2 separate regions of the Homo sapiens genome follow, and region 1 is linked to region 2. A link is a loop called in an ENCODE intact Hi-C map of the cell type or tissue named here. Cell type or tissue: Calu3. All regions are shown on one strand. Each heading gives the region's core, and the rest is flanking DNA. Links, peaks and the distances in the headings are about the cores only.

Evidence for each region. A loop is a pair of places that touch in the nucleus more often than their neighbours do. Peaks named below come from ENCODE experiments on the same cell type or tissue, not always from the same donor. Only the 100,000 strongest peaks of a DNase experiment are listed, where the experiment ranks them.
Region 1: a loop joins it to region 2, with 15 times the contacts of the local background. A loop is called at or near these places in 6 of 110 quality-filtered maps.

The regions. Positions count from the first base shown.
Region 1 is chr9:88,099,257-88,111,816 of GRCh38, forward strand. LOC124902202 (a long non-coding RNA gene) reads right to left here. Exons shown (of 2, transcript XR_007061649.1): 2 at 7,229-7,347. Among named protein-coding and RNA genes, the nearest start is that of LINC03026, 28 kb to the left of the region's middle. In Calu3, for the core only: no CTCF peak of the experiment used is centred there; a DNase peak (open chromatin) is centred at 7,325.
Region 2 is chr9:88,996,217-89,007,107 of GRCh38, forward strand. It overlaps S1PR3 (sphingosine-1-phosphate receptor 3), which reads left to right. Exons shown (of 2, transcript NM_005226.4): 2 at 4,838-8,939. The coding sequence starts at 4,985. The coding sequence ends at 6,121. It overlaps SHC3 (SHC adaptor protein 3), which reads right to left. Exons shown (of 12, transcript NM_016848.6): 12 at 9,555-10,891. Among named protein-coding and RNA genes, the nearest start is that of S1PR3, 10 kb to the left of the region's middle. RefSeq lists enhancers at 2,330-2,831, 2,832-3,331. In Calu3, for the core only: no CTCF peak of the experiment used is centred there; no DNase peak of the experiment used is centred there.

The DNA of each region.
Region 1 (12,560 bases), core at 6,146-8,645, 890 kb before region 2:
TAATTTTTGTTTCTACTAAATTGCTATTTTGGTGTCATATGAATTTATTGAACACCATTGAGCAAAATATGCTTTTTTCAGTATCAGTTAAATACCAATGTCTAAGAGGAAATCTTGAGACCAGTACATTAAAATCTGATAATGGTTGTGACATTTGATATTTTTGCAACATTCTTTTAAAAAGTGAAGTGTCGCTGGGCGTGGTGGGTCACACCTGTAATCCCAGCACTTTGGGAGGCTCAGGTGGGTGGATCACGAAGTCAGGAGTTGGAGACCAGCCTGACCAACATGGTGAAACCTTGTCTCTACTAAAAGTACAAAAATTATCCAGGTGTGGTGCGTCCCTCTAATCCCAGCTACTCAGGAGGCTGAGGCAGGAGAATTGCTTGAACCCGGGAGGTGGAGGTTGCAGTGAGCTGAGGTTGTGCCCCTGCACTCCAGCCTGGGCAACAGAGCGAGATCTGTCTCAACAACAACGACAACATAAATGAAGTGTCAGAAGCCTCATTATAATTGAGGTTCCCTAGAACAGAGTTTTTGAGGAGATTTGCACACCAAGATCTTTGAGGCACCCTCATGGGAATCATCCTGTGAAGGAATGTGGGTAGCAGAAGGGAAGAGGCAGAGTTGGGCTGTGATGTGGGTGCAACAGCAGCCTCAGTGGACCATAAGGAGTTCTGACCTGGGATGGCTTTTCTGACTGCCCCCCAATGAAAAGAACATGACTTGAGTGAGGCAGCGTCTTTCTGCTGAGGGCAGTTCCCGAGGAGGGAGCCATTAGCAACCGATACTCCCAGCAGCCAGAAAATGAGGGCCTTCGCCCTGAGGGGAGATCCACCATTTATTTTATATTGTTTTTGGAATATGGATATGAGAAAAGAAAAGGCAAGACTGGAAGCCCCACCAGACAGAATGAAAGCAGTAGGGCCCAAGGCACAATCCAGTGGGTTCTGTGGATGCCTGTCTCCCCAGTGAGGACTGGAGAAGGGTCTCTTGCAACTGCCCCACCCCATAAACAGAATTCTTCTGTGTTATACTCATCTGCTTTCACCTAGCAGATACTTTTCCATATTTTTAAAAAGAAAGTTGTCATTTTATTCCTTCACTCATTGAACCTCTGTTATGTGTCAAGCGCTGTTCTAAACACTGGAGATCCAGTAGTGAACAAAACAAAAATTCTTGTCCTCCTGAGGCGCTAGAGATTTATTTCAAGGAAAAGAAGGGTCTCTTGCAACTGCCCCACCCCATAAACAGAATTCTTCTGTGTTATACTCATCTGCTTTCACCTAGCAGATACTTTTCCATATTTTTAAAAAGAAAGTTGTCATTTTATTCCTTCACTCATTGAACCTCTGTTGTCAAGCGCTGTTCTAAACACTGGAGATCCAGTAGTGAACAAAACAAAAATTCTTGTCCTCCTGAGGCGCTAGAGATTTATTTCAAGGAATTGATTCATGCAATTGTGAGGACTGACAAGTCCAAAGTCTGTAGGGTAGGTAAGTTTGAAATTGTAGGGCAGACTAGGAGGCTGGAAACTCAAGCAGGAGTTGATGCTACAGAATTTATTCCCTTTTCTACATTTTTTTAAATGACAGTTTTATTTATGGTCTTGCTGAGTACAGAATAAGAAACTATTATTTTAGCAATTTACTAAAACTTTGTTCTGATGTGCTCTTGAAGTTACTTGAGTGCATATTTTTTTCTCTAGGAAAGATACATTTGGTATATCAAATTAAATCCCCCCATAATAGTCTCTGGAAAAGAAAATGCAAGTGAAAACATGTTGGTGCTCCGGAACTTCAGCAGGTGGATACTGCTACAGTCTCATGCGAAGGTGGGTATTTGGCAAGCACTTAGTTACTTTTTTTTTTTTTTTTTTTTTGAGACGAAGTTTTGCTCTTGTTGCCTAGGCTGGAGTGCAATGGCACGAACTCAGCTCACTGCAACCTCCGCCTCCCAGGTTCAAGTGATTCTCCTACTTCAGCCTCCTGAGTAGCTAGGATTATAGGCACCCACCACCACATCCGGCTAATTTTTTATATTTTTAGTAGAGATGGGGTTTCTCCATGTTGGCCAGGCTGGTCTTGAACTCCTGACCTTAGGTGATCCACCCACTTTGGCCTCCCAAAGTGCTGGGATTACAGGCATGAGCCACTGTGCCTGGCCCTTAATGACTTTTTTAATGCGTCCCTAGGGGTTATTTTGAAGAAAAAAAAATTTAATTAACAACATAACAGAATTAGTTTAATAAGTGAATTGTTATTAACATCTGTCTTCTCTTTTTAGTTAAACAAGAACACATATTGATCTTTCAAAACTTTTAATGTGATGAATAAGACCTATAAAATAATATAATTCAATCAATGCATTTAATACCTCCTCTAACAATAACCATTTGTATTTCTTTGCACATAAGGAATACTTTTAATCTGGAAGTATCAAAATATTCAAGTCAGTTGCTCAACAAAAGAATATTTCATAAGAAACTATAGGGAAGGGAAAACTGTTATTTTTTTCCTCTGCTCATCTTAGGTTCATTGAATGGGGTCCTGCAAATTAGACTGATAAAAGACAGATTAGCAAGAGGAAAACGAAGAGAAGTTTGTTAACATATGCACCATGTATTCACATGGGAGCACTCAGAGATGAGTAACTCAAAGGAGTGGTTCCATCGTGGGTTTATGTGGCATCTTCATAAAGAACAATACATTTGCAGAGAAGTAATAAGACAAAGGAAAAAAACCTTTGAGTTTCTAGGGATGGCCAATCACGAGGGGGTAAATCTACAGGGAAGCTAATGGACAGTAAGTGCTAGTTAGCGGGGTTTGTTTGTCTAGGCTCTTTCTGGGTGCCATCTCATCTCCAGTGATAAGGTCATTATTCCCTTCTTGACACAGGAATGGGGAGGGACTTCTTTTCAAGGGGAATTTGTATTTTACTTTTCAGGCATAGAGAGGGAGGGCAAAGGGCTCATCCTGTGTCTGCTTTTTCTCAACTGCCTTTAGCTCAGAATAAATCCAATGCTACAGTGGCATGTTTTGGAGCATCATACTCTGAACCCCCAAACTCTGAACCCCTTCAAAAGCATACATTTTTTACTTTCTGCTAATGCTTATAGCTGAAGTAGTGTCAGCAATTAAACTCTTAGATCTAAGTATGCAATCTCCATCAATTTACCCGATGACTTTTTAGAAGTTGATGTCTGGGCCGGACGCAGTGGCTCACGCCTGTAATCCCAGAACTTTGGGAGGCTGAGGCGGGTGGATCACCTGATGTCAGCAGTTCAAGACCAGCCTGGCCAACATGGCGAAACCCTGTCTATTAAAAATACAAAAACTAGCTGGGCGTAGTGGCACATGCCTGTAATCCCAGCTACTCAGGAGGCTGAGGCAGGAGAATCACTTGAACCCAGGAGTCAGAGGTTGCAGTGAGCCGAGATTGTGCCATTGTACTCCAGCCCGGGCAACAGAGTGAGGCTCTGTCTCAAAAAAAAAAAAAAAGAAATTGATGTCTATTATCCAAGACAGCATGAATCCAAACTCAGTGTTTTTTTTTTTAGAAAAATCAGAATCTATTTTTAGTATGAACCTTCTCAGTTTTTACATGTTGACAATTATTTGCCTTTTTTCAAAAGCACAGTGCATGACAAAACTAAATGAGGCTCAATATGCAGTGTTCCCTTTATCTCTTCTCACTGCAGCTGAAGTGGGACAGAAAGATGAGCGACTGCTGCCCAGAAGCCTCACCTATCCATGGAGTCCCAGGAAGCTTAGAGGAAGGGCCCCTGACCATGGCTTATCTGGGAAGCTGATGACATAGCTGGAGATTCTCCGGTTATCCTTCTGGCCAGCCTCATAACAGGATAGATTTTCTTCATATAATTTTAGGAACTTCATGTAATTTTAGGTCATCAGCTTAAACCTGAGCTTGATGAAAGCTTTCTGAAGTGGTTCATAAAATACCTGTAAAAATATAAAGTATATAAAGCACCATGGTGCTGCTCAGAGAATCTGCATCCTGGATACACTTAGATGCTGGTTGGGGCAGGCAGCTCCACATAGACAGCACAGCACTGACAGCTGCATGCTCCGTGAGTCCTTCCATCTTCCATCTTCCTCCTCTTTCCTCATATTTCCACGTGCATCAGAGGTTCAGAGGTTCTTTTTTTTTTTTGGAGTCTCGGTCTGTCCCCCAGGCTGGAGTGCAATGGCACAATCTGGGCTCACTGCAACCTTTGTCTCCCGGGTTCAAGTGATTCTCCTGCCTCAGCCTCCCAAGTAGCTGGAATTATAGGTGCGCACTACCGCACCCTGCTAATTTTTGTATTTTTAGCAGAGACGGGGTTTTACCATGTTGGCCAGGGTGGTCTTGAACTCCTGACCTCAGGTGATCTGCCCACCTCGGCCTCCCAAATTACTGGGATTACAGGCGTGAGCCATCGAGCCCAGCCCAATTAAAAAAAATTTTTTTAAATAGAAACAGGGTCTCACTTTGTTGCCCAGGCAGGTCTCAAACTCCTAAGCTCAAGCAATCCTCTTTCCCCAGCTTCCCAAAGTGTTGAGATTACAGGTGTGAGCCACCACACCTGGCCTCATAATACACAGTGTTTTTGAGATTTATCAGTGTTGTTGTATGTATCATAGTTAATGATTTTTATTGCTCAGTGGTATTTTATTGTATCAACACACTCTAGTCAGTTTATCCATTTCAGTAGATATTTGGGTTGGTAGATATTTGAGTTGTTTCTGACATTGGTGTTTTTCAGTGCATAGTATGGAAAAGACTGATGTAGCAGAATTTTACAGAAACACGCACATGCACACACAGAAACCGCAGTAGTTTGTAACATGGTTCCCAATGGAAACTGATGAGAAGGATGGTTTTTTCAGTATTCTCCATATAGATACACAACAAGAGAGATCTGTAGTCATCTTTGCAGTGGTCTGTTACCCAGGGAGATATTTTATGCGGAAGAGTAGTTTTTTTTTTTTTAGACGGAGTCTGTCGCCCAGGCAGGAGTGCAGTGGCATGGTCTTGGCTCACTGCAACCTCTGCCTCTAGGGTTCAAGCAATTCTGCTGCCTCAGCCTCCCAAGTAGCTGGGATTACAGGCACGTACCACCACGCCTTATAACTGGGGCCAGAAGTTTGAGAACAGCCTGGCCAACGTGGTGAAACCCCATCTCTACTATAAATACAAAAATTAGCTGGGTGTGGTGGCGGGTGCCTCTAATCCCAGCCACTCCGGAGGCTGAGGTAGGAGAATCGCTTGAATCCGGGAGGCAGAGGTTGCAATGAGCTGAGATTGTGCCATTGCACTCCAGCCTGGGCAACAAGAGCCACATTCCACCTCAATAAAAAATTAATAAAATAAGATAAATAAACAAATAATACATGGAAGACAAAATAGAGAAAACTCAATAAAATTACAAATTGGTTTTTTGAAAAGATCAAAATTGATGAATCCTTAGACTAAGAAAAAAAGAGAAAAGGCTTAAATAATTAAAATCAGACGTGAAAGAGGAGACATTACAACTAATGCCACAGAAATAAAAACAATTATGAGAGACTACTATGAATAATTATAAACCAACAAAATGGATAATCTTGGTAGCTTACAAACACGCAATCTACCAAGTCTGAATCATAAAGAAATAGAAAATCTAAAGAGACCTAAAACTAGTAAGGAGATTGAATCAATAATCAAAAACCTCTCAACAAAGAAAAGCCCAGGACCAGATGACTTCACTGGAGAATTCTACCAAATATTTAAGGAAGAATTAATACCAATCCTCCTAAAACTCTTTCAAAAAATTAAAGAGGAGGGAGGGAACACTCCCAAACTCATATTTATGAGTGCAGCACTACCCTTATACCAAAGCCAAAGATACTACAAGAAAACTGCAGACCAATATCTTTAATGAGTATTGATGCAAAAATCATCAACAAAATACCAGCAAACTGAATTCAACAGCACATTAAAAGGATTACACGTCATGACCAAATGGGATTTATTCCTAGAATGCAATGTTGGTTCAAAATGCAAAAGTAAATCGACATCCAAAACCAGACTCTTGTTCTTGTCCCCAAACCTGCTTTCCAGCAGGATTCTCAGTCTCAGAAAGTGGCACCGCCATTCACGCTACTGCTCAGGCGAAACCTCTGCATCATCGACATCTGTGTTTGTTTCACACTCAATATTTAACCTGCTCGCAAATCCTTTCAGCGTTCTCTTCACATATATCCAAAACCCAGAATCTCTTCCCTTCGCCTCCATTGCTAGCCCTCAGGATGGCATCATTGTCTACTCTTCTGCTCTTGGCTATTTGCGTAACAGACAGAGTAATTCTTTCAAAATCTGAATGTGATTGTGATACTCTTCTGCTCAAAACTGCCCAGTAGCTTCCCATCACACTTAGAAAAATTCGGGGTCCTCACTGTGGCCAACATAATGTTCCATGACCTGGTCATGGCTTCCACTTCAGCCCCCATCAGCAACGCCTCACTCCCTCATTCTACTTTCGGGCACCACCTCCTCCCACAGCCTGGAAAATGCCCCATGTGCTTCTACTTCAGGACCTTTGTATTTGCTGTTCCCTCTGCTGAATGATCCTCCTAGATCTCCACATTTGCTGATCCTAGGCCTGAAAATTTCCTCCCAGACATCTACATGGCTCAATGCCTACACTACATTCAGAAATAGCTAGCAGAAAGGTCTTTCATGACCACCCTGTATAAAACAGCACCCCATCAGTATCTCTGCATTTTATATGTTAAATTTTTCTTTGATATCATCCCCTGATGTTACTTATTGTACCTATCATTTTATTTATTTATTTATTTTTGAGACGGAGTTTCGTTCTGTCTCCGGCTGGAGTGCAGTGGCGCGATCTCGGCTCACTGCAACCTCCGCCTCCCACGTTCAAGTGATTCTCCTGCCTCAGCCTCCTGAGTAGCTGGGATTACAGGTATGAGCCACCATGCCCGGCTAATTTTTGTATTTTTAATAGAGACGGGGTTTAGCCATGTTGGCCAGGCTGGTCTTGAACCCCTGACCTCAGGCGATCTACCCGCCTCGGCCTCCCAAAGTGTTGGGATTATAGGCGTGAACCACTGTGCCCAGCCTAATGTACCCATTATTAAGTGAGACTATAGGGTACAGAAAATACATTTTGCCTGTGTCGATATATTTCTGTAGTGTCTGAAAAAAAAGTGCCTGACGCTTAGTATATGCCGGACCAATTACTTTAATGAGAGGATGGCTTTCTCTTTCCCATCTTTTACCACACTGGGCGTGGACTAAGCAAACGGGGGAAAATGCAGTAGTCAGAGGCAGCAGCAGATGGCACTGTAAAGAAAGGTGAGCATTAGATTTTGGACAAAATTGAGTAGTCTGTAGAAACCACGTGTAAAAAGCAAATGAGGCTTGCTGTAAGACATCACCATTCCCCTAGCCAGTCTCTCACCCTTAAACTGCAGGAAATCCTGGTGTGAAAGGTTAGTGCCAGTGACCAGGAAAGCTGAGCCGCTCAATTTCCCATAACCACATCAAAGCAGGGGCATGGTTAATAATATTATCAACCTTTCTTACCTTGATGCTCTATAAGGAAATAGCTAACACATGTTAATAAGAGTTGCCTTGAAAAGATCTTGTCCTAAGAATGCTGCAAAGCCCCTGTGAATGTGGAAATGGAGCGAGAGGATGGTGCAGGCATTTTGGCAGCATAGGTACCTTAGAGTCCTTCTTAAAAATGAAGGTGTTGACATCTTGATTCAGTTTTGAAAACTTTTTATGGTTAGTCTCCTTTGGGGATAAGTGAAAAGAGTGTGTTTTTGGGATAAGACTCTTTTCCTTTGTAAAGCCATTGTTTTAGAGTATCTGGAAACAATTCTGTGTGCTTTTTCCAGGTGGGAAACAATGGGGTGAGGGGTGGGGGTCATGCACAAACACTTATTTTTTAAAAGACTCCCCTCGCATGCAACACTTCTTGGGAAGCCACTGCATAGTTTTCTCCAAAAAAAGTGAATGTGTAAAGCAACAAAAAGAAATACACTGGAGCTAAGAAAAAAGGATTTGGAAAGAGAGTCAAATCCTCATTTTCATACTAAAACACAGTAAATGATATCTGAGATAGAATAATCAAGAAATAGCAATATAAGTATGTTATTTAGCAATATGGAGACTAAGACCAAGAGAACCAGCTAAGAGAGCTAAAATTACTACTTTGCTGTGGTGGCCAAGTGTCCAGGCTTGCTCAGGACTGTCAGTCCCACACTCTGGAAAAGTCCTCAGTCCTAGGATACAAGACATCTCAGTTTTTCATGATGGATGAGGAAAGTTGAGGGAAAAGTACAAAACTCATAGAGCATCCTAAAAAATAGGGGCTGAGTACAGCACAGATCCCCTGCTACCATGGCCATTGCCCACTGATGTTGGCACCCACGACTTGGGGTTCCCTGCAATGGGGCATTAAGTGAGGAGCGAGTGAGGTGACTGATGTGACTTAAGGGTACAGCAGTTCAGGGAAGTATTAAGAAAAATGAAACAGAAAGAGTAAAAATATCCCACTGTCTCATGGTACAGAAAAAAGATGTCATTGTTGTTTTCAACTAAATATAGGTAGTCTCTCTTTAGTTAGTCCTATTGTACATTCTCCTTGTTAAAACATTCACATGTATCTTGAGAATACACAATTATATGACCTACAAAATTTATTAAATGTAATAAAGAGTAAAATAAGTTGTCAGAGAATAAAAAAATTATGAAAATATTGTTATATTTTCCTCACACATATTTTTTGTTTAATCAGCCCTACTACTAATTGCCACTGTTAACTAGTTCTATTGTTTTTGTTTAAATAATAAATTCATCATTTCACTTTGTTTAAATGATAGCATTTATGTAACAGAAAAGTAAATAATATGTATCATTTCAAATAAACACCAATTTTTCTCATCTTACATAACATAAAGTTTAAGTAACCCAGGTTAGCACTCTAATAATCTGGTTGCCCTCATCTGGGGAGGGAACAGAGGGACAGGAGAAATGGGAGATAACTTGTTTTCCTTTTCTAGTATGTATATAAATTATTTCATTTAAACTTAAAAATTTTAAGTGTACCATGGTTTAAGAAGGAAAATCTCTAGAACTGTTGTCACTAAAAGTACTGTATACTTCAAAATATGAAAAACGCAGACAAAGTGAGTTAAAATGAATTTGCTGAAAGACTAAGATGAAGGTAGTAGTCAAAGCTAGAAAATAAAAATAGAGTCTGCTGAAATAAGGAGAGGAAAGGATTAGTAAATATAAGAACAGAAATCAGAGAAAGAGAAACCAACAAACCAAGCGGACAAACCAAAATGAAAGACGATTCTTTAAAATGACTGATTAACTCATGGGAAAATCTGACATGAAAATTAATTAGCTGATAAACTAAAAATTGATACATTTGACTTAAAGTTAAAAAATTGAGTACTACAGAAGACATGCTAGACAAACTAAATATAGGAGACATATTGAGAGGTGAAGGGAGCAGGACTTCCTGGGTTGAGTGGGGACTTGGAGAACTTTTCTGTAGCTAGCTAGAAGTTTGTAAAATGCACCAATCAGTGCTCCGTAAAAATGCACCAATCAGTGCTCAGTAGCTAGCTAGAGGTTTGTAAACTGGACCAATCATCACCCTGTAAAATGGACCAATCAGCACTCTGTAAAATGGACCAATCAGCAGGACATGGGCGTGGAAAATAAGGGAATAAAAGCTCGGCCACCCCAGCCAGTAGTTGTAATCCAGTCCCCTTCCACCCTCTGGACTGTTTGTTCTTTTGCTCCTCACAATAAATTTTGCTGCTGCTCTCTCTTTGGGTCAGTGCCACCTTTAAGAGTTGTAACACTCACCATGAAGGTCCACGGCTTCATTCTTGAAGTCAGTGAGATCACGAACCCACCCAAAGGAACCAACTCCGGATGCAATATCGAGAAATAGATTTGCAACAGCAACAATAAGCAAAAGCTTGGTATAAAAAGATCTGAAGAATTCTTACACATCAATTGGACAAAAGCAGTCCAACGGACAAAACAGACATTTTAATCTTAAAAGAAGAAAACTCATGGCTCAATAATTGAATAGACATTAAACCTCACTAATAATTGGGGAAATACAAAATGAAACAAAAGGAGATCCATTCAAACTCATAAGACTAGCAAAGTATTTTAAAGGAATTTAGTATATCAAATGATGTCTGGAATATGAAAAAGCAGAAATTCTCATTTTGCTAGTGGAAGAACCACTCAAAAGAGTAGTTTGGCAACATATAGAGGAGTTAGAAACATCTTTTCCTTATGACCAAGAAAACACCTGAAAAAAAACTTGCACATGTGTACCAAAAGATGTGCACAAAAATGTGTTCATAGCAGCAGTGCTATTCATAAGAGGGAAAAGCCCCAGGGACATGCAAAAATGTCTAAAAGAAGAAACAGATGAATAAATTATAGTCATATAGTAGAATATTTCAGTAAATAAGAGAAATGATCCAGAACCATGTGTATCAACATGCATACATTTTACACAAATAAAATGGATAAAAATGTTTCAAAATGAAACATAAGGTGTGATACCATTTATGTAAATTTTAAAGTAAATTTTAATTGAAATAATGGTATAAATATTAAACCGTGCAAAATAATATTTTGCAAACAGAATAAGGCTAAAAAAATACCAAATTCAGAGTAGTGGCAGCTTCTGGGGATTGATGTAGGGGAATGAGGCTTAGAAAATTAAAAATAGAGATTTCAACGTTCTCTCCAATGGTTTTATGTTCTTTGATAAATGTGTCCGAAATGAAATGTCTAGATTTGTTTTTCTGTGTAATAAGTACAAAAGTATTTATGACATTATTCTCTGTATCTTTATTCTCTGTATCTCCCTATAATTTTTAATTATAATTTAATTAAAAATTAATTAATTATAATATAATTTTTAATTATAATTTAATTAAAAATTAATTATAATTTAATTTTTAATTACAGGTGTGAGCCACCGCACCCAGCCCCAAATTATTTTCAATGCCACTTTGGTCATATATAAAATTTCCTTATGATTGTGATTCTGTTCCTTAGCCTCTATTCTCTTCTCTTATACAACCACTATCTTTGCTCTATTATCACCTATCAAATTTATTATAAACTTAAATCATGCCCTCTCTGTGCTAATTTTTGCCTTGTTCTCCTTCAAAATTGTCTTGGCTATGTTTGGCCCTCTTATCTTTCATATAAAATTTAAGATATTTTTGGAATTTCCATAAAAATGTCATTATTTTGACAGAAATTGTATTGCATATATGATCATATTTGAAAACCAAAATCTTTATGTTACTGTCTTCCCATCCATGATCATCTATCATAACTTTATTGTTTTTCTTTTAATACCTCTGACTAAAGTGTTATATATTTTGAACAGTCTAAATTTATCATGCCATGTATATAATAGATTGATCATGTGTTTGTTATTCTAAGTATCTTTTTAAAAATCTACTTAATGTAACTTTTTGCTGGTATATAAAAATGCAACTGATTATTCCTGGTATGTTTTCCTCTGACTACTTTTAAGATCCTCATTGTCTTTAGTCCTCCCCATCTTATTATGTTTTTTTTGAGACTGAGTCTTGCTTTGTCACCCAGGCTGGGGTGCGGTGGCGTGATTTTGGGTCACTGCAACCTCTGCCTCCCAGGTTCAAGTGATTCTTGTGCCTCAGCCTCCTGAGTAGCTGGGATTACAGGTGTGTACCACCATGCCTGGCTAATTTTTGTATTTTTAGTAGAGATGGGGTTTCACCATGTTGGCCAGGCTGGTCTCGAGCTCCTAATCTCAAGTAATCAGCCTGCCTTGGCCTCCCAAAGTGTGAGATTATGGGCATGAGCCACCATGCCCGGCCTAAGATGTGTGCTTTTTATTTCACGTTTTTAATATGTTTTTGTGCCCTATGTTCTTAATACACTCTGAAGCACTGTCAGTCTTCATCTCACACCTAGAGTTGCTCTGTTTTCCCAGGCTCCTCGTTTTTTCCCTCAAAGCTACTCCTTTTCCTTTGCTATCTATCATTTATACAATGTCCAGAGTGAGATTTTTAAAATGCAATTCAGATAATATCATGCCCCTGCTTAAAAGCCTGGGAACGATTTCCTTTGCATTTAGGGTTCTTAAAAAAATCTTTATAGTAGCTGACGAGGCCCAGCCAATGTCCACACCCTTTCTTTGGCATCCTCCTTTGTTTTGTGATTTAGTCCCACTGACCTCCTTCAAATTCTTTCCAAAAAATTCCGGTCAGGCCATTCACTCTCTGGTCTGTTTGGGCCACTGCTCCTCACTCACCGTACCTGCCTCATTTGTCTTTATTCTTCATGTTGGAGCTAAAGTATAACTTTCTTAGGTGACTTTCTCCATGGAACCTACTATTATAATTCACTGTCCTTGTTAAACTCCACATAACACCCTGTTTTTCCTTTATAGAACCTACTGCATATTGTGATTATATGTATATTTGTGATTACTAATTTGTTTCTTT
Region 2 (10,891 bases), core at 24-2,523:
GGTCTGAGAAACCCAGTGCCTCCGAGTCATGGTTAAAGCCCATCTCAGACACCAACACACCGCTCACAAATCAACATCGACCTGCGAAAACATGGACATGTGTTCGCCAAGAGAACATCCTCAATCAATCCCAGCAGTGCTACTTGATGATAATCAACACATGGGCCATGGAAGAAATTACCCCATGTCCATAAACAAGAATGAATAGAGGGTAGTGTATCTACCCACACCATGAGAGCAAGAATATTCAGCATGCAGGTGCATCTATGTGCATGACTCGTACAAGCATCATGGGGAGAGGAAAGCAATGGACACAATTGTATCCTGTAGGGTTTCATTCACGTGAAGGTCAGAAGCAGGCTAAACTCACCTAGGGGAGAGTCCTATCCCAGGTAGTGGTCATGCTTGGGGACAGGTGGTGACTAGGAGGGGCACAAGGAAGGCTGCAGGGTCCGGCCCATCTTGTTGCTGGCCTGGGTGCTGGTCTCACTGATCTCTGTGTGGTGGGGCAGGTCAGCCTCCCAGGCCTGCTGGTGCCTGCAGTGCCCAGCACTCCTGCCGTGCCTGGCAGTGTTAGTACCAATCCGCCAGAGTGACTGACTCCCCTCTTGCCCTGAGTAGGGCTTGCTGACTCCAGGAGCCTCAGGGCGGGGTGGGCTTTGAGCTTTCTTCTAGCAAACTTGAGGTCTGTGGCTGGTACCCCTCAGGAGCGGAGGGGAACTCTTGTCCATGAGATGCTTTTAACCGTGCGCAATAATGTGTAGACGCATCCAAAATCAATCTGGCCTTTAGCCCAGCACTTAACTCTTGGGATGAGGCCTGCTTTGTAAATGTTGATAATCCAGAGAAAATGAGCTTTTAGATTCCAAAGACAGCCAGATATCTTCCACTTATGCAAAATGCAGAGAATCATATTTAACAAAAGATGTTCTGGACAAATATGCTTCTTGAGGGATGAATATTTAATTATAAGGGAAATGATAAATCAAACATTAATGGGAAAATATGTTTGCCCTCAAGATTCATGATTTTGATGGGTCTCTGGCAAATCTTATACTATGTTTATTGGGGTTATTTTATTGCTGGTTATTAGTTTTTAATTGTTTGCTTGTTTTCTGCTCTGATCAATTTTTGTATAAGCCGTGGGTCTATTCACCCTCTTCTCTCCATTCCCGGGAGCAAGTCCACATCTGGCTGTTGGATGCATGGCAAAAGCAAAGGTGTGGAGAAGGTTCAGAGGAGACAGGACATGTATAAAATGGTAGGGTCAGGTTGTCATGGGGGAAACTGAGGCACAGGAGGCAAGCTGAGTTAGTACAAGAACAGTCTGAATCATAACGACATGCCAGTATTACCTAAAAGGATGAGGAACATGGAGCTGTACTTGAATCCCTACGTGAGCTGGGGAAAAGGGGCCTCAGGAATCACTGACATTGGAACCAAGGTTTGTCTGCAGCTTGTCGGTTTCTGGGACAGAAACCCAACATACTGGAGTGGGTATCCCAGCAATCTGTAGGATAAACCAGGACACTGTGGTGTCATGGATAGCTGGCTGTCTGCCAGGTGATGGCCCCTCTGGTTGCAATGTGAGCCGGGCAGGTCATCCATTTGGCAGCATGGTGAGGGCTCTGGCCCCAGTTGCTATGGGAGGGAGGATGCTGGCACAGGGCACTGTTCACAGACTGCCTTTGCTCCATGCCTTTTCCATGAGCATGAGTGGCTGTTCGTGTGGGAAACGGCAGAGCCCTCGCGGTCCCCATCAGCACTGTGCAGTGGTACCGGAGGTGGCAGGAGACAGCCTGATGGCCCAGGTTGTCTTCATACCCGGCTTCATGCCAGGGTGCATGCCGGGCATAGCACATGTGTCCCTGAGAGGCCCCTGATCAGGGGTGGAAACCCAGCAAAGTGAAAATCAGAAATAGTGATTCTCCAGTTCCTGTTCACAGATAAAGAAAGAAAGAAATAATAAGCAATACTAGGCCTGGTGTGGTAGTTCACACCTGTAATCCCAGCACTTTGGGAGGCCAAGGCAGGCAATCACTTGAGGTCAGGAGTTCAAGACCAGCCTGGCCAACATGGTGAAACCCCGTCTCTACTAAAAATACAAATATTAGCCGGGCATGGTGGCGGGCGCCTGTAGTCCCAGCTACTCAGGAGGCTGAGGCAGAAGAATCGCTTGAACCGGGGAGGCGGAGGGTGTGGTGAGCCGGGATCGCACCGCTGCACTCCAGCCTGGGTGACAGAATGAGACTCCATCCCAAAAACAAAACAAAACAAAACAAAAAACAAACAAAAACAACTAAAAGGACAGTATCTTTTTAGCACCCATCAGTGTACAGGATGCTGGGGAGGGTACTGTGAACTTACCCATGGTGAAAGTCCCTGTGTTAATGGATAAGCTCAATGCTCAGAAAATGCTGCTGACTGTGGTATTGCCCCATTTAAAGAGACAGTTTGCAGTACGTTTTCAGAAGTGGCATGCAGCCTCAGAGAAAAGTCACCAGGGGCTGGCATGATTCCAGAAAATGTTACAGAGCAAGTGGAATTTGACTTGAGGCTTGAAGGATGGGCAAGATTTAAATAAAATTCAGAAACGGTAGAGAGGGAGGGGCTGGGGGGAAGGCTGCCCACTGGACTGTCCTGTTTGCCTCCAGGAGAACCTACAGGCAAGACATGGTCTCTTCTCAGGTGAATGGGAAGCCAAGTAGGGCTGGCATGGGTGAGCCACAGCTCGAGGAGGCAGGCCCCGGGCCCTGCGCTGCCTGTCATGGCTCATGAGTGATGGGAGAGATCTGGGCAGGCAACCTCCTCTCATCCTGCATCATCAGCCTGGACTTGGAACTTGGCTGCTTTTTCTTTCTGCAGTTAGCAGAGGGCCTTGGCCAACACATAAGCCTTTCTGCCAGCACTTGGCATTCCAGCTGACCTCGACCCAAGGCCTCTGTGACTTCAGGAGGCGGCAGCTGGGAAGGGTCAGGGCAGTTCCAGGCAGAGCACAGACGTCAGCTCAGACATCCTACCCCCCGCCAACCCCCCGCCCCCGGGGTTTCCAGAGCAACCAACACCACCAAGCTCCAGGACACTGGAAAAAAAATCTTTGCAAAGAAGCAAGGGGCCATCTCAGAAAATCCAGGTCCCCCAAATTGATGTAGGGAGAGGAGGGCTTTGACAGCATTCAGCACTCCAGAGGGTCACGAGGATACAGAAACCATTTGGAGCCACCTCTGCTTCTCAGCCCCACCCAGGCAAGCCCTGGATCTTCAAGGGACTGATTTGTACCTGGGAATAAACTCATGCATGGATGAGATTCAGAGTCAATCACACCCTAAAATGCAGAGCCCATAGTATTGGTGAGTTGTTCATGTGTCTCTGAAGCAAATTTAGGGCTGTGGTTCAAACATCGTAAAAGTTAAAAAAAATTCACTGGATACACACAGTAGGCTCTTTTAAATTAGCCTCATTTGAACTTAATTACATATTTAAATACTCAAATAATAAATGATGGCTGGGTGCGGTGTCTCATGCCTGTAATCCCAGCACTTTGGGAGGCTGAGGCAGGCTGATCACTTGAGGTCAGGAGTTCGAGCCCAGCCTGGCCAACATGGTGAAACCCCGTCTCTACTAAAAATACAAAAATTAGCCATGCATGGTGGCGGGTGCCTGTAATCCCAGCTACTTGGGAGGCTGAGGCAGCAGAAGCACTTGAACCCAGGAGGCAGTGGTTGCAATGAGCCGAGATCGCACCACTGCATTCCAGCCTGGGTGACAGAGCAACACTGTGTCTCAAAAGAAAATTTTTTTTAATAAAAATAAAAAATAAAATAAAATAAGTGAGTCCACTGAAAGCGGTTTCTACCTTGATAGTTGGGTGTGTGGCGTCATCAACATCACAGAAGGCTGATCGATATTACCAGGTGTGGTTGAGTGCAAGTGTTTGAGGTCTCGTGGGGGAAGAGTTTGGAATTCAGAATCCATTGAGGCCTTCACTCACCACTTTCCCTCTCTCGCTGTGTTCCCAAATGTGCCACTTTTCTGTTGGCTCACATGCACCCATGCTCTATTTGATATTCAGGGCTCTGAATTTCAAGCCAGACTCAGTCAGTGTGATTGTCACTGCTTTCCTGTCCTTCCTTTATCATCTGTAGACTTGGGTCCCGTTTTTGCAGGTTGATGTTCTGTCTTCGCTGGGCTCTGGACTCACTGCTCACGAGTGCGGTGTCTGCATGGGCACTGCCCAGACATGCACTGTTGGTCCCTCGATGGCTGCATGGTCAGGCCTCAGGGCTCTCTGCCAGGCCGACCTACAGCCCATACAGACCTGATTTCTGGGCCTGGATCCAGGGGATGCCATCTGGGAAGTGCGGGATCTTCCCACGATGTCACTGTAAAACTCACCAGGGAGGTTTTAGAAATTGAACCGGCATCATTCAGATTCCATCCTGCTTTTTGGTCCTGAGAAAATCCTGCTTTTCCCTGAGTAACTGGGATAATGGGTCACCAGCTCCCATGCCCTAGATGAGGACTAGTTAGCATTTTCTAGTGCCTGGAGATTTCCAGATGGAAGCTGTACTTGGGTCTGTGTATCTTTGTTACAGGATTCAATAATTCATGCACTGAATTTCCCTTCCCGGCAACTCCAGACACCAAATCGCTTCCCATGGTGTCCCCCAATCACTTAGGAATTTAGCCTGTGTCTAAAGACCCTCTCTGCAGCCTGACGTGGCTAGCCATCCCAGTACTTCCACGTTTTTCATGCCTTTCTCCAACAGCGTTGCCGTGGCCCCTTAGGCGGCGATCGTTTTATCAATGGTCGCTCCCTCTTTTTATCTGTTGGCAGGAGCCCTTTTTCAACGCCCTCGCTGGAGTCTGGCCTGCACGCCTTGCTGAATGAAGCCGGAACCTCAGCCCCGCTTCCCTTTGAAATGAATGTTCCTGGGGCGCCCTCTCGTGGATTTTGGAGCTAATCGTCTGTGAATGCCAAGTGATGGCAACTGCCCTCCCGCCGCGTCTCCAGCCGGTGCGGGGGAACGAGACCCTGCGGGAGCATTACCAGTACGTGGGGAAGTTGGCGGGCAGGCTGAAGGAGGCCTCCGAGGGCAGCACGCTCACCACCGTGCTCTTCTTGGTCATCTGCAGCTTCATCGTCTTGGAGAACCTGATGGTTTTGATTGCCATCTGGAAAAACAATAAATTTCACAACCGCATGTACTTTTTCATTGGCAACCTGGCTCTCTGCGACCTGCTGGCCGGCATCGCTTACAAGGTCAACATTCTGATGTCTGGCAAGAAGACGTTCAGCCTGTCTCCCACGGTCTGGTTCCTCAGGGAGGGCAGTATGTTCGTGGCCCTTGGGGCGTCCACCTGCAGCTTACTGGCCATCGCCATCGAGCGGCACTTGACAATGATCAAAATGAGGCCTTACGACGCCAACAAGAGGCACCGCGTCTTCCTCCTGATCGGGATGTGCTGGCTCATTGCCTTCACGCTGGGCGCCCTGCCCATTCTGGGCTGGAACTGCCTGCACAATCTCCCTGACTGCTCTACCATCCTGCCCCTCTACTCCAAGAAGTACATTGCCTTCTGCATCAGCATCTTCACGGCCATCCTGGTGACCATCGTGATCCTCTACGCACGCATCTACTTCCTGGTGAAGTCCAGCAGCCGTAAGGTGGCCAACCACAACAACTCGGAGCGGTCCATGGCACTGCTGCGGACCGTGGTGATTGTGGTGAGCGTGTTCATCGCCTGCTGGTCCCCACTCTTCATCCTCTTCCTCATTGATGTGGCCTGCAGGGTGCAGGCGTGCCCCATCCTCTTCAAGGCTCAGTGGTTCATCGTGTTGGCTGTGCTCAACTCCGCCATGAACCCGGTCATCTACACGCTGGCCAGCAAGGAGATGCGGCGGGCCTTCTTCCGTCTGGTCTGCAACTGCCTGGTCAGGGGACGGGGGGCCCGCGCCTCACCCATCCAGCCTGCGCTCGACCCAAGCAGAAGTAAATCAAGCAGCAGCAACAATAGCAGCCACTCTCCGAAGGTCAAGGAAGACCTGCCCCACACAGCCCCCTCATCCTGCATCATGGACAAGAACGCAGCACTTCAGAATGGGATCTTCTGCAACTGATCGTCTCCATGCGCCCTGCTCTGCGGCTGTGTTCTTATTTATTGCATGCGTCGCTTCCACAGGGGCCCCTCAAGAGCTGTGACTCGGGAGAGCTACCTTACTTTGACCAACAGCCTGCCCAGTGTGGATGTCTCTTACAGAGGGGGCCCAAGGAATCACCACCCCGCTTCAGTGTAAACAACGTGCCTTGTCCACTTTGGGCTCCAGAGTCTTTCAGATGTACTAAGCTGCTGACATCATCCACTGCCTTCTGCTGCATCCTAGACACCCTCCCTGTTGTTCACAGAGAGGGAAGGTCGTGGGCCACACAATGCTGTGTGACCCTCTCCGTGTGCCTCTGAATGGTGTTTTGATGATTTTACACTACATTTCCTGTGCGTAGAATGGATGCTTGTATATTCGTACATCTCTATGTTACACAGAATTTGTGTTGCAGGTGTTTGCCATGTGGTACCTACATAGAATCTCCATACAACACACAGGTAACAGGTTATACAAGTGGATTCAGACTGAACCCCCAGTACAAGGACATTGTTTTGAACTAGGTGGACATGCCATCCCTGGTCTCCTTAGACTGACATGATTCTCATGTTAACCAAGTTTTAAAAGTTCAAATTCCCCAAAAAGGCTTGTCCAAGGCTGGCCCCAGATGTGTGGGTCTGACCCACACCAGCCCTGTGTCCTGTCCTTTCAGTCATTTGTCCCTGCGTAATTTTAATCGTATTCCAAAGCCCAATTATGTGATGGTTTTCAGGTTTCTGCAAATTACAGAAGAGCCAGCCAAGATCACCCAGGAGCTTGTGCCCCCAGATGGGCCAAAGAAAGAGCCTATGAAGGAGAAGCAGAAGCAGACGGCTGGCCTGGCTCACCTTCCCACGCCAGTGGGGCAGGGGTCTGCTTCAGGAAATGGAAGCTGTCCAGGAAATGAGCAGAGATTCACAAGACAGCACTTTGATTCTATGTTGAGTTTGTTTCTATATTAGAAAAGCAGCAAGTCAGTAATCCCCCGTGGCATCACAGCTAAGTAGCTGTGGCCACCGGCAGTTTCACAGCATCCTGAAAGCTGGCACTGATCGTGACTATCAGTGAAAGAAGTTTAATTTTCAGGTTAGAAAATGTGATCTGGCAGTTTATGCATTCTTCAGAGTAATGTAATAATACCTATGTGATGCTGTAATTTTACTTTTCAACATAAGTTGAACCCGTAGCAGTCTGTTTACCTTGTAAAGGGATTACTTAGAAGACATTTTTGTACATGCTCTTCCCCAAGGATTGTACGTATTATACAAATAGATGGAAAGAAAAGTGAACACGTTTGTAGAACTTTCATAAGCACACAGTTGCTGTGTTGAGTTCTCTTTAAAAACAAGGACAAAACCAACCAGCGTTCAAAGGAACCTCCCATCAGAGTCCCCTAAAGTATTTTAGGTTCAGTGAGCATTTGCCTGAATAAAACCTAAAAGAGTAGTCTTAACACATTACTAACTTTTTCTAAGAGAAATTGATTCCTGTTTTGTCATCTGATGCAATTTGCTCTTATAAAGAGACATTTTCATAGGTTCAGAGTAACTCACCTCCATGGGCTGACCAAAGGCTTTTCTAATTTTTGTTACTGATGAGATGAAACCTATTTGTAAGGAGATCTTCCCCAGGAGCATTTCTGTTGCCTTCTTGACATCAATGAAAAGTAGCATATTCTCTTATGAAATAGCATGAGAAAACACAGGGCATTTCTAGGACAGTAAAACGTTAAAGTACTGGATTAAGAAAACAACAACAGGCTGGGCGCAGTGGCTCACACCTGTAATCCCAGCACTTTGGGAGGCTGAGGCGGGTGGATCACCTGAGGTCAGGAGTTTGTGACCAGCCTGGCCAACATAGTGAAATCCTGTTTCTACTAAAAATACAAAAATTAGCTGGATGCGATAGCACGTGCCTGTAGTCCCAGCTACTCGGGAGGCTGAGGCTGGAGAGTTGCTCAAACCCGGGAGGCGGAGATTGCAGTGAGCCAAGATCGCACCGCTGCACTCCAGCCTGGGTGACAGAGCGACCCTCTGTCTCAAAAAATAATAATAATAATAAATAAAACAACAACAAAATGCATCAGAGAGCCAAAACATTCAGTATTGCATTTTCACATAGGTGATGAAATGACTTTGGAACTTTATCTGTGTTATAGTTATGAGTTGCTTTGGGAGACTTGGAGCTCTCTGTAGCTATTGTTCATAACACTTTGCTCCATAACCCTGATGTCCGCAGTATCTAAGTATCTCAGCCTTCATCCATTAACTCTACTAGGGAGCCCACAGCCACCATTTCCACTAGGAGGTATCAATATTTGTGGTATGACATAAGGCTCCCTTGAAATAACAAGACTTTTGAGCAATCTGAATTAAAAATACATCAAAAAAGTAATAGCGCTCATTTGCTAAATGCAAAAAATAATCACCTTTGATACCAATGTGCACCAATATGCCTAACTAGCTAGCCAGCTGGAGATAATTTACCAGGGAATGTTTCAAAGCCCTAACCTTGAAGTTTGGAAACAGGTGGTCTTCTATGCTGCAGAGAAACTATGCATTAGGTCTCTTTTCAATTAGAAACCTTTACTATTTCCAATGTATGTTTGTTAAAAATAATAATAATAAAACCAAAAGCCTTTGTGGAAACCCACTCTTCGTAGTCCATGTGATGGGATTGTTTTATCGTTTTCACCGGGTGCCCTCCCCACTGCAGGGGTGCGCACTGTTGTTGCAGGCTTGCTACCCACCTGTGTTTCTTAGCATTTCAGGAATTAAACCACATTCAGAACCCCAAATAACCTTTCCCCTTTCTTCTTACCCACTATCATAGGTGGTATTTTAATGAAGCGTCTGTGCCTTGGGTGCTATTTACACCAATTTTGGTAGGTCATACTATTTTGAGAATGGTCTTTTGATAGGGAGAAATTTCTAAGACCCATGGTAATAAAAGTGCAGCTCAAAGACATGGGACCTCTTGTCCTGCCCCATTTGCTGTTGTTTATGCAGCAGGAGAGAATAGGTCAGAACCAACCTTTGCACACTAGCTTTCTCCCACACAAACGGTCCATTTTAGCCTCTCTGTCCCACTTGCTATGTAAAGAGGAGGCCAGTGCTCGGCATAACTGTTCTGGTAGCGATGCTTGTTACAACTCATGATGAAATGTCCCAACGCAAGTGAGGACGCAGCTGCCCGCCCCAGAGCTAGAAGGTAAGGTGAGTTCTCTAGGAGTACATCTGCCCGGATGCATTTTCATTCCGCAGCCTTGATGAATGGGACGAGGCTTTGTTGTGACTGTTTTTTAAGCAGTCCCCCAGGGAATCACTGAAAATACCTACTTCTTAGAGAAAAGTTTCAAGCTCCCCTCCTCTCTTTTGTGAGGCAATACAAAATCCATCATCCAAATGAAAGATACTTTTCACAACAGCCTTTATTGCCTGCAGACTTACATGTATAGTCCTTTAAACAATTAACTGTTTAGAAAATGGTTGTTTCTCTCAACCCTTGAGCCAGTTATTCCACGCTGGTAAGACCCTTTCACAGAAATGTAACAAGGTGCATTTTATAGAAAACATCTAATTAAATCACCAGTTTCATGCTTTTAAGTTGTATCTACAAGTGCAAAACTGCAACACCCAAATGTTTTTAGTATCTAAGTCAGATATCCAAAAGTTAGCTCCATAATCAGAAATGCGCACACCACTGTTCTGATAATAAAGGCACATTTTCCAATAACCAATTATAACAAGAAGTGCAGCATTACCTAAATTGGGTGTGTCATCTTCCCCTCCTGGGTCACAGGATGACACCTGGGGATGCGATGCCGTGCCTGCACTTGGCGATCCCAGGAGCACAGAAATGCACCAGACAGATCATGAAGGGCTAATGCTTGGAAACCACACCATTTCCTGACAGAGTGAAGGAATCCCTGTGGATTTATCAAAAGGGAGGAGGGAATTTAAGCTAATTCTCTTCACCTGCTGTATTCTCAAATCTCCAAAACACCAGATAACTTAGGTTTTTTCATTTGTCATAGAACAAAGATTAGAGAACTTGAAATTCGTTTTGCATTTCCACTCCTCAGGGATGTCAAAAAAGCCAGTTCTGTTCCAGCACAAAGTAGAAAGTGGTGAATTGGCAATACGCCAAGACATAGACTGTTACAGTAATTCTTTTTGTTTCACAAAAGTTAATGGAAACAAAACAACTTTCAGATAATATTCATTTGTCAGTATGTATAATTTGCCATCCAAATGCTTTTTAAAAAGTTATTATCTTATTATTACACATTAAATTTACATGGAGTTGTCTCCTAATCCTGGGATTTTAACACCAAATGTTTAATTCTGAATACAAAGAAACATTCACATACTTAATTTTACAATATTCTGGAACAAGTTATATTCAAAAGTCAAATGAACAGAGAACATTCCACTTGCAACCAACACATAGCTGTTAACAAAATTAACCCCATTAATATTTAAAGACGGATTTATCCATTAATGCCTGTTTTAATTGTCACTTGATTTTGATGGTTAGAAACTTTGGTTATGGTAAAAATGATCACATGAGTGGGAATTCATTACCTCAAAGCTCAGGACCACAGCTCCCCATGTGCATGTTTTTCTGTCTGCAGTATTTCAAGGTGAGACAACAAAATAGACACCTAAAATTGTATGAGATTTTATTCCTGGTGCTTTTTCAGCGAGAACCATTTTTCCAGACCTAGGGAAGGAGCCTGTGTGTTTT